2 separate regions of the Homo sapiens genome follow, and region 2 is linked to region 1. The links are chromatin contacts, found by Hi-C or POLR2A ChIA-PET in ENCODE. All regions are on one chromosome and are shown on one strand. The core of a region is the stretch at or near the end of the contact, and the rest is flanking DNA. Distances in the headings are between cores, read along the strand shown.

Region 1 (4,153 bases), core at 966-3,465:
CCGAGATCGCACCGTTGCCCTCCAGCCTGGGCAACAAGAGTGAAACTCTGTTTCAAAAAAAGAAACGCTCCACATTTTTAAATAATACACAGGTTTTGCAGTGTAACTACTGGTGAGGACCAGAAATCTAGTTACTAGATTTCTTAAAAATAAAATTTCTCACACTGTTTAAAAAAAGGAAAAGAAGTACACTTATTTTTCCTATGTGTAGTTTATACATGCTAAATAAATAAAGTTTAGAAAATGGAATTTAAGAAGAGTAAAAGCATCGCCAATAGTTCCTTCCACACAGGTGTTAATCATTTTTTGTTTTCACTTGTCTTTTGTATTCATTTTAAAAATAGAGGACCATATTGCGTACACTGCTTTGTAAGCTGCTTTTTGCTTATCAACATTTTGTAACTATCTTTCCATGTTATTAATAACTGAGTTTTAATGCTTTTATCATAATTTAATCATAATTTTGGCTCAGCCATATTAGCTCTTTCTTGATAGATTTTACTGTGTAATTTAATAATCCAGTTTTGGACTTTTCCCACTTAGACTAGTATTCTTTATTAGATTTAACATGAACTAAGTGCTATAAATGAGTCAATATTTTTTTAAAATTATATGTCTGTTTATCAGTGTACTGTTTCAAGTCTATGTATTAGTTAAGTCTGTTCTTCAGGCTTGAACATAGGCATACCTCCTTTTATTGCACTTGGCTTTACTGCACTCTGCAGATACTGCATTTCTTTTACAAATTGAAGCAGTGGCAGAGTTTGAAAGAATTGACTCCAATTTTGAAAGAAGTCCTAGTGTGGATAACATGCTATCCAAAGCATCAATGCTACAGAGAAATCTTTTCTGAATGGAAGAGTCAATTGATGCGGCAAACCGTCTATTTTATGAGTAGACACCACAGCCACCCGTCTTCATCAACCACCACCCTGATCAATCAGCAGCCATCAACATCTAGGCAAGACCCTCTGCCAGCAAAAAGATTACACCTCACTGAAGGCTCAGACGATTGTTAGCATTTTTTAGCAATAAAGTATTTTAGATGTATGTATGCTGTTTTTTTTAGACATAATGCTATTGCACACTTAATAGACTACAGCATCGAATAAACAAATTTTATATGCACTGGGAAACCAAAAAAAAATCATGTGACTTGGTTTATGTGGTGGTTTGGAGTGGAACCTGAGTTCGTCCGATGTTTGCCTGCAGATGCTCATCCTTTACTCTTTCCCCACTACTGTTGGTGCTCCCAGTTCTGCTGTCTGCCTTTATCCAATTGTAAGCCTCAATGTGATTTCTAGATTCACCCTAAGTACTTGCCCTTGATCAGCCCAGCACTGAACTCCCCCAAACACACAAACATTAAAGTTCATTTAGAAAGAGTGAATTTTAGGAAGAAACCACAGAGGCCAAGATCTTCTCTAATTAATGTAGTGAATCTTCTGAATGTAGTGAGTCTTCTGGCCATTTTTTGAGTATTACATTGATAGCTCATTCAAAACGAAAATTATTCACACAACTATGGTGTAAATAAAAAGATGTGATGTTAATATAATTTTTGGATTAGATTATTGCCGAATCAAGCATCTTTACAACATTATAGTTTAGAGTAATGTGTTTGGCTAAATTAGGCAATAAAAGTAAACATAAAAGGTAAACCTTCCCGATTAGTCCTTACATTTGACTTCTCTGTATGTGAAACACTGACAAAAACCAAAAATAATTTCACTACTCTGTATTTATTTTTCTGATTGAGACTTTGGAAAAGTCAAGAATGACAACGGTAGGTATTTCTTTTTTGCAGAACAAGCCTGAGATGGTACTTAGGTGCTTACATACAAGCTACTGATCACTTAATGACATTAAAAAAATTTTAATTACTTATTGCCTTCAGACACTACAGAAGTTTAAAAATCCTACTATTTCCACTTAAATTTCTAGACCAATGCTGTTGGACTTTCTTTCCCTTTAACAGCAATGATTATCCAGTTGAATGTTGTTTCACAGAAAGGAAAAGTGCATTTGTGTAAAAATATCTGGGGCTTGCCAGGGAATCTTTTTCAGAATGCTTTGTGGTTACAAATGAAGCTTATTGTTGTATAAATGGCAAGTTTAAAATCATAGAACTTTTTTGCAGTAGCTCATGGCATGAGTTGATAATCTGCGAATTGCTCTGCGTGTGTGTTTGTGTGTGTTCGCATGCATGCCTCAGCCCATCTGTAAGTAGCTGGATCCTGTGCCGTTCCTCCCCCTGTTTCCCACCTCACTTATTTAGATACATAAATACGCACACTTTTACATCTAAGGCAAACCCCAAAAGATGCATGTGGAAGGCTGGATGTGGGAGAGAGGTGTTTTCCTTTAATTGACCTCTCACGGCGTTCCACTTGATAAAGTGACAACATTTTCTGAAAACTTAAGGTTTTTGAATGTGTGGATTTTCTCCCTACCACTGTAATTTCTGAAACTTTCTCTAAACAAGATGGCTGGCACATTATGGGGACAGAGCAGAGACATAGAACAGAGACAAAGCCGCCCTGAGAAGGCAGACACACTTATATTGCTTGTGGTTTTTCAGTACAGCTGCTTTCAGATGAGCCGGCTTGTTCTAAGCTGGTCCCACTGCCAAAGCAAGACTGTCACACAGCTGGTAGTACTTACTGTACTTGCGGGAAAGTATGTGATTCATTAGTTGGAACCGTATGTTTTTCACCAGTTCTGGTCATGTTTTTGTTAGGATGTGGTAAAAACACAAGCAGGGGGTGAAGGGACAATGGAAACATGTGACTTCTTAAGGATTGGCCTGAACCCGTTATTAGCTAAATTGTACACCGTAAAATGTCCTTTGTACCTCATAAGACAAATGACTTAATTTTTTATTCCTCAGTTGAGGTCATTCAGTCATAAGTGGTAAAAATTATCAACACTGAGCTCTTTTTCTCTTTTTACTTTCTGCAAAGTATTATGATCCGTTTAAACCCCAAATTATAATATGAAGGGAAGTCATGCAAGTAAAAGACATTAATTTGCTGAAAAATGCCCATGACGGGTGAAGAACTTTAACTGGAGTGAACTCTTGCTACTGATAAAATATGAGTATGGTATTACAGCTCATAAGAAACACTTCTAATACCACAGGGTGTGAGGAGAACAATAAATGGGAGTTTCTTTGTCTACACATGATCAAGCAGACTCAAATTGTATGGCTGGAGGATTGAGAGACTAGTCTTTTAAGTAATTTTGGTGTCATTAATGGGCTTGCATCACAGTATCTCTGTAATGCTCAATCCTGGTATTGTGCAGAACTGCTGGTGTGAGCCGCATTGAATATTGGCCTGTTATCACCAGGTTTTTGAGCTTGTGAATATTTTACAACTGCACAGGCCGAACCATATTCTTTGGAAAATGAATGCCATTGCTGCTGTGTTGTGTTCTCCTTACATAGGAATATGCTTTGACATTTGCTTGCTTCTGCTTCATTCTGACACTGGAGTTGTTTTACTTTTGTCCCCACTCCCATAGCCTGCTATTGAGACAGGTGGTATTTTCAAAGTCTAAGTAAAATATTGGCAGATTATGCCTCTACCCTCAGACTCTGTTTTTCAACTGTTCCCTTCTAAAGTTCTGCACCGTTCATGCCTCACTACATACACTCCAGCAGTTGCTGGACTCTGCAGAATTAGAACCAGGTCTGTCTCTGACAATTAGCTCAACTGGCTGCAGGATAAATAAAGGAATGCGCTCAGGGGCTGTAGTCTGTGACACAGTGTAACAGAGCGTAAAAAGGTGCATCTGTTCCATGCCCTGATTCAGTCGCCTCACTGTCACTGGGAAGTTACCGACACGGAGACATGCCCGTGCTGTTTGGTAAACAAGCGGCAGGTATTAAATTAACAGGGCTGTGAGTGTGCAAACGTGCTGCTTTATTAAAAGCCCTGCTATCTTGGCTCACTGCTGGGTCACAGGCAGTTGCTAGAGCATCTAGTAAGATGACTCATGGCACTGCATACTTCAATACCCTGTTCTCGCTTCCTTCCAGAGGGGACCGTTGACATTTGAGAGCCTGATTACGGAAGGAAAAAAAGGAGAAAGAAAAGAGAATACAGGGTGTGTGTGTGTGTGTGTGTGTTTGCCTTTTACGTTTCGTAGG
Region 2 (4,294 bases), core at 1,448-3,947, 200 kb before region 1:
CCCAATGCACTTAAGTCACCATGAACAACAAAGTTTATAGTTTTCCTTTTTGATCGAATTACTCATGTGTTGACTGAGTTCTCCGGATTCTAGGAATATGACAATGAGTGACAAGTAGGAGAATCAGAGCTGGACTCACCCAAGCAATTGTCTTCATCTTTCTCCATCAGTACAATACCTCTTTCCTCCACTCTCAGTCAAATTCCTGTTCAGTGGGTCCCACTGAGGCTGGTCGCAGCTGCTCTGGAGTACCTGCTCTCAGGAAGACTAGAAGAACACTGAAAGGTCACATAATTACATGTGAATTTAATTCACAGAGACCTGCTTGTCGCTTTTCCATGTGTTTCTCCTAGTTACACATTATTAACTGTGGTGCCTTGTAGGGCTTCAATTACTTGGGCAAATATGTATCGTGCAGAGACTGAGCACAAGTTAGAATGCTGAGAGTGGTTATAAAATTATGTTTTCCTCTCCAGATGTAACTTTACAGTAATTAAACCTAATGCAATGTAAGCATTATAGTCAGTGCTGTGGTAGCTATCTCCAAGTCTAATTGGTAACATCGCTTAAATCATAGCACTTATTGCTGGTTATCTGGGAACTGGAATAAACCAAAAAAGTTACATACATTAACCTTTGGTTTTTCTGCATCAGGTGAAGTGGATAGCTTGTCCCTTCATCAAAATCTGTCATCTGTATTATATGGAATTTTGATAGCATTTAGAAAATTTTTTTCTTATTTAGATAGCTCTGTGTATTCATCCATCCATCGATCATCCATCCATCCATCTATCCATCCATCATTTCATCTGTCTTTAGGCTATTTTCCATAGTTTGTTGCCCTGGATTTGGAGACTTGATCCAGCACAGAGCTATTGTCCACTTGGGTTATTGGGGTTTCCCTTTCTAAGTAGATGATCAAAATCCATGGTGAAAACATGCTTGCCTTCCATAAAGGGCTACTTGTTTACTATATTTCAGTCATTTTTCTGCCAAAAGTAAAAAGTAAAAGAGTCCAAAAGATAGAAAAGAATCTCAAGTTTAAAATTTTCTTTTGCATTTATTATACCCAAGAATATGGCAAGCAGCTTAATTTAATCAAGCAGCAAGAGTGCCAGACAGTTTTCCTGCATGTGAGAGCTAAATAAATAGTGGACCTCCGTATGGCAGTGATAATCGCAACTTAGAGGGTTTTCTCAGTTGTGAAATGTTTGTGTTAAGGATGACTTTTTTGTTGTTTTTGTTACAGTCTGACAGCTGAAGATGCTTTTAAAACCTTCTAGTTACTTAGAGCAGAGCTATATGGCACAGGCTTGGTGGTTCTAAAAGGCAGGTCCTATCCATCACAGAAACAGCAAGTCTCTGGGTTATGGGGGAAGATTGAGCGGGGGGGAGTGAAGTAAGGAGAAAGGGGGGCTGTTGTGTCCAGTTTACATTTGTCACCAGTGACTAGCTTTTAAAAAATGTGTTAGCTGTGCATGGTGGTAAGTAAGATCCAGCTGCAGGGGATTATGGCTTTGAGTGGGTCGGGGAGCTTGGAATGCATTCAGTTCCATCAGGGGATTTGTGTCCCTCGTCATCAGCCTTAACATTGCTAACACAGTAAAGATTAGGAACAGACCAGTGTCACCTGCCCTGAACTTTGAAAAACCCTGGAACCATTAAACAAAGGGGTTTGCTAGTTTAGAAAGTGTCCCTTCTCTCTGTCCAAAGTGTTTTTCAAATGACACATGCAAAAAAAAAATACAGTTATGCTCAGGTGAAAGACTGTCTGTGGTTGAACTATTTTCACAATTTAATGAACATGTCACAATCATAATTTCTAATGAAAAACACCTTCCACAAATAACGTTCAGTTAATGAACATTTTTGTGAAGTGATTTCCAAATCAAAATGAAGAGCCAGTAGTTAGGAGGGAATGTTTCTGAGCTTTAGTCTCACTCCATAGGAGAAAAAGATTTTGCTTGGTTTGGGTGACCCTCCCCTCCTCCTCCTCCCCAGGAAGAAAGTTAAGAGAACACCACAAAGGTTTACTTTTTTCAGGGATTTTGAAATTCAGCATACATGCCAGCAAGCAGTTTAGAGGCAGGAAGTCTTTTCTAGTAGTGCAGTCATGAACTGGTAAACTAGAAGCATCTGTAAAAATTTAGAGGGAATATCAGCTTTCTCAAAGCTCCAGCCCAAGTGTAATGAGGTGCAAATGATAGCACTGCATAACCCTTCCCCACCCCAATTGTGGAATGAGATATTGAGACAAAAATAAAGAGGAGAATAGGGATTTCAGAACTCTACTGTACTGAAATAAATTTTGATTTTCAGATGAAATGGCTTTTGGGTGACTAAGGATAGCCCCAACTTTGACGGTTGATGAGTAGAAAATAAATGATTTTCAGCTCAGCATCTCTAGGTACCATCTTTGAAAAGTGGTTGCATTTGGGCTGTGAGTGCATAAATGACATACCTCCTCATTCGGCTGAGTAAATTAACGAGAATTTTTAGTATAAAGTAAACTTCCACTGATTCGTATCTTTGGCAGGCACCTCTCTCTTTACAGAAAGAAAAAAAAAAGAGGGGTAAGAAAAAAGATGTGATTTGTTTGAAGGAACACATCTGGGGTGTGATCTGCTATATCTTAACACCAGATGGCAGGTTTAGGCTGACAACTAAACCCAGTTTAGCCTGGTCAAACCGTATCTTCGTATGTCCTTTTCCCCCTCCCCTCCCAAACAATCTATGCACAGGAAGTAGAACAATTATTTGCACTCCAGGCTAACAGTCCTCTTGTATCTGTGGCTTTGGGTTCTCTTTCACTGTGCCTCTGCTGTTTATAGACAAGTTTGGCTTCCCTTGGCAACCCCTGAAACAGGTTCCCTCTGTGGCTCATACTTTTTTCAGAGGTATGTTTTGTCGAGGCAGAGGTGTGGTGCCTTTAGGTGGCTGGTGCTTGTCATGACAGGCATGGCATTAGCTGGGCCTAGCAGTGACTAGAAGTGACAGCATTGGTTCGAGGTGCCTGGGGGCCTCTCAGTCATCACTCCTGCTGGAGCATTGAGAATATGAAAGCACCTGAGAGCACCACTGCTTATCAAGGAGATAACAGTTTGGGAGAACAGGGCCAGGAGGTGACTGAGGACAGGCAAGTGCCTTTCCCTCCCTTTATTTTCTTGTAGTAGATTTTACTTGAAAGAGTGTCATATATGTGGCCTTTAGAAAGAAGGCATACAAACAAGCTTTGTCCAGGGCCACAAAAGAAGGGACCTTTGAATTTCCAGAAGTTTCAAGTCTTTTAATTTCTGTCATTAGACTTACAGTTTCTTTGTGTGTTGTATCATAAAATGACCAAACATTAAAAAACCAACCAAAAAAAACCCTTTAACACTTCAGGGAAAAGAGTCAATAAATAGTATATTATCCTCCTCACTGTCGTTAGACACATTACCTCCTTAGTGATAATGGTAGCGGTCACAGCCTATTTTTATGACTGATTATCAAAGGACCATGTCAGAAGTTTCTTATCACTCCTAACCATTGGGTTCCTTTGTAGATTTTCCAGGAATTAGTTTTAGATTCTCACTACTGATTAATGGACATATGTGTAATCTATGCAAAGAGCTACAAAATGTATTCATTAATCCATTCTACAAACTAAGATTAATTATAATTGTCTGTAGGCATCTTATAAGGTCACAATTCTAATATAATTTGATAGGAGCTGTTAGGGATTTGAATGAAATTTCAAAATCACCTCCACAGAGAAGGAAAAAGACCTTTAGAGAAAGTCAGTGAATGTTTTTATTGGGCAGAGCTTGAAGTTACTTCCTGAGATTTCTCTTCTTTCATAGTTCTGCTTTCTGGGTAGTCAAAGATCACCTGTTTAAAAAAGAAATAATTCCTGGATACCAAATGTTACTATAGTTATCAACATGAAGGCAATCAAAATTTTTCTGAGTAGATTTTAAATTGTTTTTGTTAAGTTACACATTTCAGTTGTAATTCTTTTTTTTTTTTTTGAAACAGGATCTCACTCTGTTGCCCAGGCTAGAGTGCAGTGGTGTGATCTCAGCTCACTGCAACCTCTGCCTCCCAGGCTCAAGCGATCCTCCTATCTCAGCCTCTCAGGTAGCTGGGAACACAGGGACATGCCACCACACCTGGCTAATTTTTTAATTTTTTTTTTTTTTTTTTGTAGAGACAGGATCTCACTATGTTACTCAGGCTGGTCTTGAACTCCTGAGCTCAAGTGATCCTCCCACCTTGGCCTCCCAAAGTACATGAGCCACTGTGCTTGGCCTGG

What was found. Hi-C counts contacts between places; a loop is a spot of excess contacts on that map. ChIA-PET counts read pairs that join two places held with the same protein, here RNA polymerase II (POLR2A). Pooled maps may share reads with other maps.
Region 2: a map of chondrocyte shows a loop between it and region 1 (1.9-fold over the local background). The contact joins two enhancer-like sites. A Hi-C loop is called at or near these places in 1 of 168 maps with a recorded cell type or tissue (chondrocyte) and 2 of 50 pooled maps. POLR2A ChIA-PET finds 5 or more read pairs at or near these places in 3 of 52 experiments (AG04450, H1 and Panc1).

The regions. Positions count from the first base shown.
Region 1 is chr9:16,626,658-16,630,810 of GRCh38, reverse strand. The region is part of intron 3 of BNC2 (basonuclin zinc finger protein 2); the gene reads left to right. Among named protein-coding and RNA genes, the nearest start is that of BNC2-AS1, 98 kb to the left of the region's middle. RefSeq lists an enhancer at 3,314-3,847. Within about 2 kb of position 2,215, at least 8 of the 41 ENCODE cell types and tissues checked have a DNase peak (open chromatin) inside an H3K27ac peak, as active enhancers do.
Region 2 is chr9:16,823,319-16,827,612 of GRCh38, reverse strand. The region is part of intron 1 of BNC2 (basonuclin zinc finger protein 2); the gene reads left to right. Among named protein-coding and RNA genes, the nearest start is that of BNC2, 45 kb to the left of the region's middle. Within about 2 kb of position 2,697, at least 3 of the 41 ENCODE cell types and tissues checked have a DNase peak (open chromatin) inside an H3K27ac peak, as active enhancers do.